Regions from separate parts of the Homo sapiens genome. Here all the other regions are linked to region 3. A link is a contact called in ENCODE Hi-C or POLR2A ChIA-PET data. All regions are on one chromosome and are shown on one strand. The core of a region is the stretch at or near the end of the contact, and the rest is flanking DNA. Distances in the headings are between cores, read along the strand shown.

Region 1 (2,700 bases), core at 115-2,614, 340 kb after region 3:
CTGACCCTGACCCCTCCTCACCCCCTCCTGGGCCAGCAAGGGAGCAGCCGCCTGCTATTCACCTCCAGTTCTTCAGGTCCACCATGACTTTGGCCATTGCCATGGCAACCATCTTGCACGTGGGTGGCCTGGCAGCCTCTTTCTGTCCTGGGTGGCTTCTCAGTCACCTAAGGGAGGGAAACCTGCAAGAGCCCACACAATACTTTCCCCTGCACAGAGCTGAAGGTGCAAGGCCCGAAGGAGCCAGCGGACGGATGTGCTGCCCTTCCTGGGGCAGTTCTGAGGCACCCCATGCCATGCCACCCCAGCTCCTTCCCTGGCACAATGCCCCGACCTTCCACTCCCGTGCCCTGGAATTTCTTCCCAAAAGAAAGCACCTGCACAGTAGACCTGTCTCAGCACCCAGGCCCCATGGATTCACACCTGACACACCACACACACCTCATGTGCATGCACACACATCCCACATGCACACACCCCACACATGTACACATGCATGCATATACTCCACATGCACACACCTCACACATGTACACATGCATGCACACACCTCCCGTATGCACACACTTCACACATGTACACATGCATGCACATACTCCACATGCATACACACTATATGCACACCACACACATCACACACGTGCACATATAGACACTCCACATGTACACACACCACATGTACACACACCACATGTACACACACCATACCCACATGCACACATTATATGCACATACACACACACTGCATGCACACACCACACAAGCCACGTGCATGCACAAACACACGTCCACACACTATATGCACATGCGCACACATCACTTGCACATTTGCACACACACCCTTCTCCCAGTTCTAGGACACCTGCGTAGATGAGGCTTTGCAGGAGGAGTGCCACAAGGGAAGGAGGGAGGTGGGTGCCCATGGAGGCTGTAGTCTGTGCTGCCTCACCTCCCCAGAGCCAGCCTGTGGCTACAGAGGATGTGGCCAGGGGTGTAGGGGATTGGGTATCACCAGCAAACCAAGCCCTCACCCACAGCCACATTCTAACTTCAGCATCCAACAAAGCACTTCAGCTACCCCAGGGGGACCACCGTGATGGTGGCCGATGAGCAAATCCTAGAAGAGCAAGCAGCCGGGTGGAGCCCAGGCAGCCTCCTGGGCCTGGGGGCCTTCTGGTCCCCAGTGAGTCTGCGGCTCCATGTCAGAGTTCTCCTCACCACTCAAAGCTAGAACGGAGAAGGGCCTTAATGTGGGCATGTTCCCACGGTCCTTAGAAAGGCAGTAAGCCTGGTTTATGTTGCTCCATCAAGTGCTCTTGCAGCTCTGAGGTTTGGTTGAAACTTAAACTCAGCATCAAGCTAGCCGGGCCAGATTCTGAGCTTATGTAACGCCCTGGAAACTCCCATGTGCTGGACTGGCTGTTTCTGGAATCTTATTATGATTCATAACTTGGTTACGGCTCTGAGCTGGTAAATACGGAGTTTCTGCTGTGGACTCAGAAAACCACGTTATAAAACACAGACCAGGGCTGTTAGGAAAACGCAGCCCCGGGTGTGCGAGTGCCCACAGCTGCAGCCCATCCGCCCACCGCCCCCAGGGCTAGTGAATTATGACTGTGCACAGCTCAGACCTCCATGGATGAAAGGCAGACTCACAGGGCCCTGTACGAGTTCAGTGTGGGGCACTTGGCTGTGTGTTGGAACCAGCCTGTGTGCAGGCCAGGCGGGATGCCGCAGGGAAGCCCTGGTGTGGGACCAGGGCCGTCCCTAGAGTTGGGCTCTTTCCCCTGTGTACAGACCCCCACGCAGGGACCTTGAGCCTGCAGTGCTCTGCCAGAGTGGCCTCAGGTGTGGCTACAGCCTGGACTGGAGTTTTCCTTCCCCTCATTTTTCACTTTCAGTCGCTGTGGGACCGATTGGTCTCTGGACTCTTCTTGCAGCTTTATTCCATGGTTCGAGGTCCACAGCTTGACTCCCTTGGGGGTTTGGGTGCCAGGGGAGAGGGCTGCCCCCCAGGCCCTGGGCACGGCGGTCACTTTCTCACTGCCTCCTCCTTTCCCTGGTCAGGTGGTGCTTCCCACCCTCCCTCCCTCTCATCTTCCCCCATGCCCCTCACACACTTCCCTCTCCTCAAGCCTCTGACTTCCATTAGCCAGAGATGCCTGGGACATGGAGCCAACCACATCTGCCAACTCTCATGCCCAGAGCCCTGCCCTGGGGCCTGAATGCAAGTCCAGGGATGACCTTTGCCCTGGAAATCACTTGTGGCCTCTGTCTGCTGGGCATAGGGTTTACCGCACATGCTGGATGTGGGTCCAGGTCTGCACTCAGCCTGGATGACCAATGGCGGCCAGGGCCAGGAGGGTTCTCCAGGCATTGGGAATAGACTAAATGGAAACTCGGCGGCACCCAGCACCCCATGATGGCGAGCTTGGCACACCCCTTGACGCCAAACAGTGTGCCCCACATGATTCAGTGTAAGTTGAGGAGGGAGGGCCTACAGGCAGTGGCTGAGAGAAGGGGGCCTGCAGGCTGGGGGCAGAGTGGCTATGCCCTCCCTGGAGGGTCCGTGGGGGATGTGGAATGTCCTGCCTATTGCTAACTTGCTTCATCTCATGGCTGGCCAGACTCCAGGACAAAGCCCTGGTGGAGTGGAGGACAAGAGCCATTGGCAGTGCAGGCCCTTCCTTCCCTTCCTAG
Region 2 (2,775 bases), core at 187-2,686, 270 kb after region 3:
AAGATTAACACCGGCACTTTCAAATGCCTCCCCCATGAATGATTGTGGGCCGGCCACGTGGGTCTTCCATCTGCCGGGCCCTGCAGGGCTTCCCAGCTAGGCGGCATCTCACAGGACAGGGCTGGGGTGAGACTCGGGCCCAGGCTCTTCCCTTTCTGAAGTGCTCTGAGGCAGGAGGAATGACAGCTGTTGATCCTTCGCCTTCATGGCAGCTGGAGAAACTTAAGGAAAACCGGTTTGGCCCCAGGATGTTGTGAGATGAAAAGAAATTATGGGGTGGGCCTTAAAGGCATAAAGAAGGTAAGCACATCTTGGTTGGTGGCTTAGTGTTGAGCTAATAAGAACTGCTGATGCTGGATTCGCAGGATGATCTGGGAGCCCATGCCACGGCGTCTTCCACCACGGTGGAGCCAGTGATGCTGACATGATGCCAAGTACCCCAGGACAAGAGGGGATAACACAGAATCTCTCTTCCCACCCCAACCCTGTCCTCTCAGAAATCATCTGTTTTTCTCAAAGTGAGGCTTAAAGGGCAAAAATAATGTAAATTCATGGAAGCAATAAAATATACTATTTCTTAGACTAACGAACACGATGACCCATTAGAAGTGTCCAGAAAGCAGCTTCTCAAGTGTGGAAAGAGGAGACAACACTTAGGTCAGCAGAGGCCATATTTCCTTCCTTATCTTAGCTGATGGGACAAGGGGTGGGAGGTAAGTGTCTGTCATCCACTTGCCCACCCAAGTGGGTGCAGGGTAGACTTCAGGTATCCAGTGCCCAGCATCGTCACTGGGTGCAGGTGGACTTTGAGTGCCTGGTGTCTGGCACCATCAGCAGGTATAGGGTGAACTTTGGGTGCCCAATGTCTGGCACCATCAGTGGGTGCAGGTGGACTTCAGGTGCCCAGTGTTCAGCCTTGTGCTGGTGGTGTACCTGTCAAGCAGTGGGTAATTTAGCACTAGGAAAGCTTCATGGGTGGTCTGAGGACTACCCTGGTGTCAGAGCCTTCAAGACCTACTCTGCCATCTCAGATTCTGTAAGTCTCTACTAGTATCTTTTTTACTTAAATCAGCTAAGAATGATTCTTGGTTTTCACACCCCTGGCTCCAGGGCCCTGGGAAAGAATCTGCAGCAATATTACCTGGTGCCCAAGCCCACCCTGCAACCCATGACCTTCTGATCAGCCGTCCTTCAGCATGGTTTACGTGGATCTGTGTTTTCTGGTAGCCTCTAGCTGGGGATACAGTCATTGCAGTTGGCAAGTGATCTGGTGATCTGAAGTTGTGCTCCCTGACTGGTCAGAGGCAGCCAATATGCTGATCTGTTTGGCCACTGGAGCACCCAGGCAGGACCAGGGGAGCAAAAGTCCCAGGCCAGGTCCCTTCTGGTTATAAACATCTCATCCAATCAGCCCGGTGTTCTGTACAAATGTTTCCACATGCACCAGCACTAGAAAGGGTGAGTGGCCCCACTCATCACGGTGAGTCAGCATCCCAGTGCAGTGGCCCTGGGTTGTCTGCCCAGAATAGCCAGTATAATGGTCTTTCCACACCAAGCCTTGCTAGAAACGTTCCCAATTCAAAGAAGAAATGGAGCCCTGCCAGTCACTTCTCCCTCTGTGGAATAACAAGCAGGATCAAAAGAAATTGGCAAGGCTGTGGGGCAGTGCAACATTGTGTCTCAGTCCTCCATCACCATAGTAACCATGAGGGTGCCACGAGCATTCTCTTCCATCAGTTTAATGTTACACACGGGGAGAGTGAGGCACGGGATGGTTAAACGGCTCCCCAGTGCATCCCAGCCCAGCACTTGTCCCCACGCTATTGCTGTCACAGCCAGGTTAAAGAATGACTCCTACTGAGCCATATCAGTAAATTAAATGCCACTGAGTTCCTGCGGCATTTTCCACTTCATTCTGCATTTAGAGAGAGAAAAAACACTGTTGACAGTCCAAGTAATGGATTGTTCCCTGCAGTAATTGCCCATTTCAGCAGACCCCAACCCCGATGGGTGGGAGGCATTTCATCAATGTTCTCATCTCGAGCCAAAGTCAGGCAGTTTGACAAAGGCTTAATTGCATTGGCCATAGCATCCAATATGATTTGTTCTACTTGATTAATGTAACTCCTTTCCCAAAGGCAGAGCACCCCCTGTAAAGTGCCAGTGTTCCTTGCACACTCCTGTCTGTGCTTAGCAGGAGTAAGAGCCCAGCATAGCCATGAATTCATCAGCAAAAAAGCACCGAGAAGGAGCTAGATACAGGCAAGGCACCCTGCAGGGGTCTGGAAACAGAGGAAAACCAGACAAGCCCCATTTCCACCCCGGTTAGAGAGAATGACTAGAAAACAAAGTTCTGTGGTGGGTTTGCTAAAGGGCTGCAAAAGAGGCCTGCTTAGGTATTAAGAGAGTGTGGAGGAGGGAATTCATTCCGACTGGGGAGGAAAATAGGAGGGGGATTGGGAGTAGGGCATATGGAAAGTTTTCAAGAGGAGGTGATAATGCCTTGAATCTTAAAGGACAAATAGGAAGTGTCTGAGCAGACAAAAGAGAAAGGAGGTTCAGAGCAGAGGAACCAGCATGAGCAATGGCCTGGCAATGAGGAATAGCATAACTCTTGTTTTGGGGAACTTTATTTAGTTGTGACATGACTGAAGCAAAGCTATGGAAGAAGGAGAAGTCCAGTGTGTAGATGACAGTTCCCTGCAGAGGCATACTGTCCTTTAAATCTGAAAGGTGGGTAGAGCTCAGCATGCAGCAGTAGGAGAGTGTGGGAAG
Region 3 (2,756 bases), core at 42-2,541:
GCCGATGAGTGAGCTGTGCATTAGCTCTCAGACCAGGGTCCTCTGGCAGCCAGGCCTCTGAGCACAGCGTCTGAAGTATCAGCCGCCACAGGGATCTGTGGGCAACAGCTGCGTGTGGCCTGTGCTGTTTCTCTCCTGACAAGGACCTTGCAAACAGCGTGGAAATGCGCGAGCCAGCGGTCAAACCCCTCTTCACCATGCACGGAGCTCAGCCGTCCTCTCCCTGCTCCTGGAGGTCTTCCTTTTTCTGTGACTGTAACCTAAAAACATTAAAATACGTTTATTGAGATAGCAAACTTTTATCCTCTTGGTGTTTGCAGTGAAAATAGTCCTTAATGGTGTAATTTTCCTTTCTTACCTCCCTCCGCTTGTCCCGTCCTAGCTCTTGTTATTCCAAACAGTGTGGATTATTGGGCTGCACCTGGCCACCCAGGCTGGTGTTTTGAATCAGCAGCATCACCTCTCCGGAGCCCATAGCAGGAAGCAATTGTTTGGGATCTGATACTGCTGGGCTCTCATTTTCCTTGTCTTAGAAATGGGGACACATGTCTGCCCATGTTGAGCTCTGGCAGGGATGCTGGACTTTTTGTCCTAGCTAAGAAACCAAACTGCATGTGGGTTACGGAAGTGGTCTAAGTTTCCCAGTGCCAGCACGAAGCCTCGACTGGTGAGTATTGTAGAAGAGCACTGCCTTAGCTGAGTCCAGTATTTCTCTTCCAAAATAAACGTGCATGTTCAAAGCAATTGCTTGTCTGTGGGTATAACTGTTGTGTGACTGGTAGCTGTGGGAACACACTGAGTGTCATGTATGACCTTGCGCTTGTCTTCACGCAGATGTCAGTAAGACTTCCAAAGTCTGTGTTGGTCATCCCTGGGTGGTGGGATTTAAGGGAAAATTTTACTTTCTTCTTCATGTTTTCTGATCTATTTAAGTTTCAATAAATGAACATCTTTTTTTAACTCAAATTTTAAAAATTTGTAACTTCTAGGGCTTTGGAATCTTTTTTTCTTCATGGAAATCGAACACAGACTGAGTCATGGTTCTTAGAATTCTGTAATTATCAAGTTGAAAAGAACCTTAAGAATTGTCTGGCTCAGAACCTGGGATTGAGATGAGAGGCTCCTGAGCCTGCACTTGCGTTTTCTCCTCAGACTCTCCTTCCTGTGCTCTGCCCGTTATCAACCGAGCCGTCCCTGCCTGGGTTGTCTATCGTGTGACTGTTTCAGATAAAGGCGGGTTATCTTGGTTTGGAAGAATTCGGATAAATGACATAGTTCTTCATTGCCTCTCCAGTTGACTCTGCCTTACCCACAGGCAGATTTAAGGCTGGGGTTGGCACACTGCCTGCAGGCTATGTATTGTCTGTGGCTGCCTAACAACAGAGCTCTAACAGCAGAGCTGGTGGCTGCGGGGAAGGCCACACAGACCCCGCAGCCTGCAGTGGTTACCGTCTGGCCCTTTCATGGACCCCTGCTGAGACTCATTAGACAGTGGGATGTGAGCAGGAGACCCACGGCAAAGACAGTGAATGTAAGATGGGAAATCCGCTGTCTGGAGGGGCAGTGTCTAGGGGGACCAGGGACTGTGGTAGCCTGCCTGTGGTGTGTGCTGTGAGCTCAGTGTCGGCCCCTGACCAAAGGCATGCGATGGGGCTGGAACACTGCCGTCGTCCTTGGAATTGGATGTTCAGACTCAGCTCTTTTGCTGTTGCTTCATCTGGAATGTTCTCATTAGGAATGTGAAATCCGGTGTGGGCCAATTCTTATGCCCTTTAAAGCAGATGTCGGGTTCAGGCTGTGGGCACTGAGTCCTGAGACTGGCATTGGTGGCGGAAAGCACTGGGCTCAGTCCTTGATTCAGAGAACACACAGCAGTGCGGTTTGGTGGCTGCTCCCACAGTGTCCCCATAGCCTTCCTTGCCTGTGCAGTGGCCCCAGTGGCTTCAGGACAGCAGGGCTGTGCCATAGGGCAGAGCCTCCCAACCAGAGGCTCCAGGATGTTGTGGAGTTCATGAAGGTAGCCATGGATGTCCCTGGCCATTTTACTGTTTCGAAGAGTAAGGTGGACATCACAGTTTTATCTATGACTGGGAAACACAGGCAGAGAGAAGGACTAAGTTGCTTTGTTTTGGCAAGAGGGGAGAGGAACAGACATGTGGGGATGCTTCCTGTGTACCAGACTGGGTGCTGGGTTTTTGACTTCCTTTCATTTTTTTTCTATACCATACCTCATGCAGTTGGCAGCCAATACTCCACAGCTGGGGCGTGGGTGGGACCAGAGTGGTGCCCTGATCAGAGTAGGCACCAGGCCACACTCACTTGGCTGCTGCCAGGCCCAGCCAGGGCAACGGGCAGTCCTGGAATCAAAGCCTGTGGTCTTTCTACAACAACCCATGGTGTCTGGAATTCCCTCCATTGTGGCTATGGTGTTCGTATCTAGGTGGCTGAAGCCTTGCTATGTTTGATAAGGAACAGGAAGATAAATGGTTAATAAATGTAATATATTTGGAAGATGATATTTTCAGGATAGGGCACATGCACTGAGGTGGGAGATTTTAACCCAGCGTCTTTGGAGGAAAAGTTGGAAATGATGCCTTGTGTGGCTCACTCGCTGGAGCCCTGCTGGCAGACCCATGAGGGCAGGGGCTTAGCGTGCAAGCTTCAGGGATAGGATAGCAGGAGCACAGGCAGTTTCTTTCTGCCCCTCTGTCAACATATTTCAGATTCTCTTTTAGGCTTGTCTAGCACTGATGTCA

The links. Hi-C counts contacts between places; a loop is a spot of excess contacts on that map. ChIA-PET counts read pairs that join two places held with the same protein, here RNA polymerase II (POLR2A). Pooled maps may share reads with other maps.
Region 1: a loop to region 3 is called in a map of sigmoid colon, with 3 times the contacts of the local background. The contact joins two enhancer-like sites. A Hi-C loop is called at or near these places in 1 of 168 maps with a recorded cell type or tissue (sigmoid colon) and 4 of 50 pooled maps. POLR2A ChIA-PET finds 5 or more read pairs at or near these places in 2 of 52 experiments (AG04450 and activated CD4-positive, alpha-beta T cell).
Region 2: a loop to region 3 is called in a map of ascending aorta, with 8 times the contacts of the local background. The contact joins two enhancer-like sites. A Hi-C loop is called at or near these places in 6 of 168 maps with a recorded cell type or tissue (IMR-90, aorta, ascending aorta and 3 more) and 8 of 50 pooled maps. POLR2A ChIA-PET finds 5 or more read pairs at or near these places in 1 of 52 experiments (AG04450).

The regions. Positions count from the first base shown.
Region 1 is chr2:109,512,812-109,515,511 of GRCh38, forward strand. It overlaps a transcript of RANBP2 not described here. Among named protein-coding and RNA genes, the nearest start is that of SEPTIN10, 100 kb to the right of the region's middle. RefSeq lists an enhancer at 1,039-1,288. Within about 2 kb of position 1,365, at least 11 of the 41 ENCODE cell types and tissues checked have a DNase peak (open chromatin) inside an H3K27ac peak, as active enhancers do.
Region 2 is chr2:109,437,500-109,440,274 of GRCh38, forward strand. All of the region lies in intron 7 of SH3RF3 (SH3 domain containing ring finger 3), which reads left to right. It also overlaps a transcript of RANBP2 not described here. Among named protein-coding and RNA genes, the nearest start is that of MIR4266, 130 kb to the left of the region's middle. Within about 2 kb of position 1,437, at least 10 of the 41 ENCODE cell types and tissues checked have a DNase peak (open chromatin) inside an H3K27ac peak, as active enhancers do; they include ascending aorta, gastrocnemius medialis and tibial artery, where a contact is called at or near this core.
Region 3 is chr2:109,172,165-109,174,920 of GRCh38, forward strand. The region is part of intron 1 of SH3RF3 (SH3 domain containing ring finger 3); the gene reads left to right. It also overlaps a transcript of RANBP2 not described here. Among named protein-coding and RNA genes, the nearest start is that of MIR4265, 32 kb to the left of the region's middle. Within about 2 kb of position 1,292, at least 22 of the 41 ENCODE cell types and tissues checked have a DNase peak (open chromatin) inside an H3K27ac peak, as active enhancers do; they include ascending aorta, gastrocnemius medialis and tibial artery, where a contact is called at or near this core.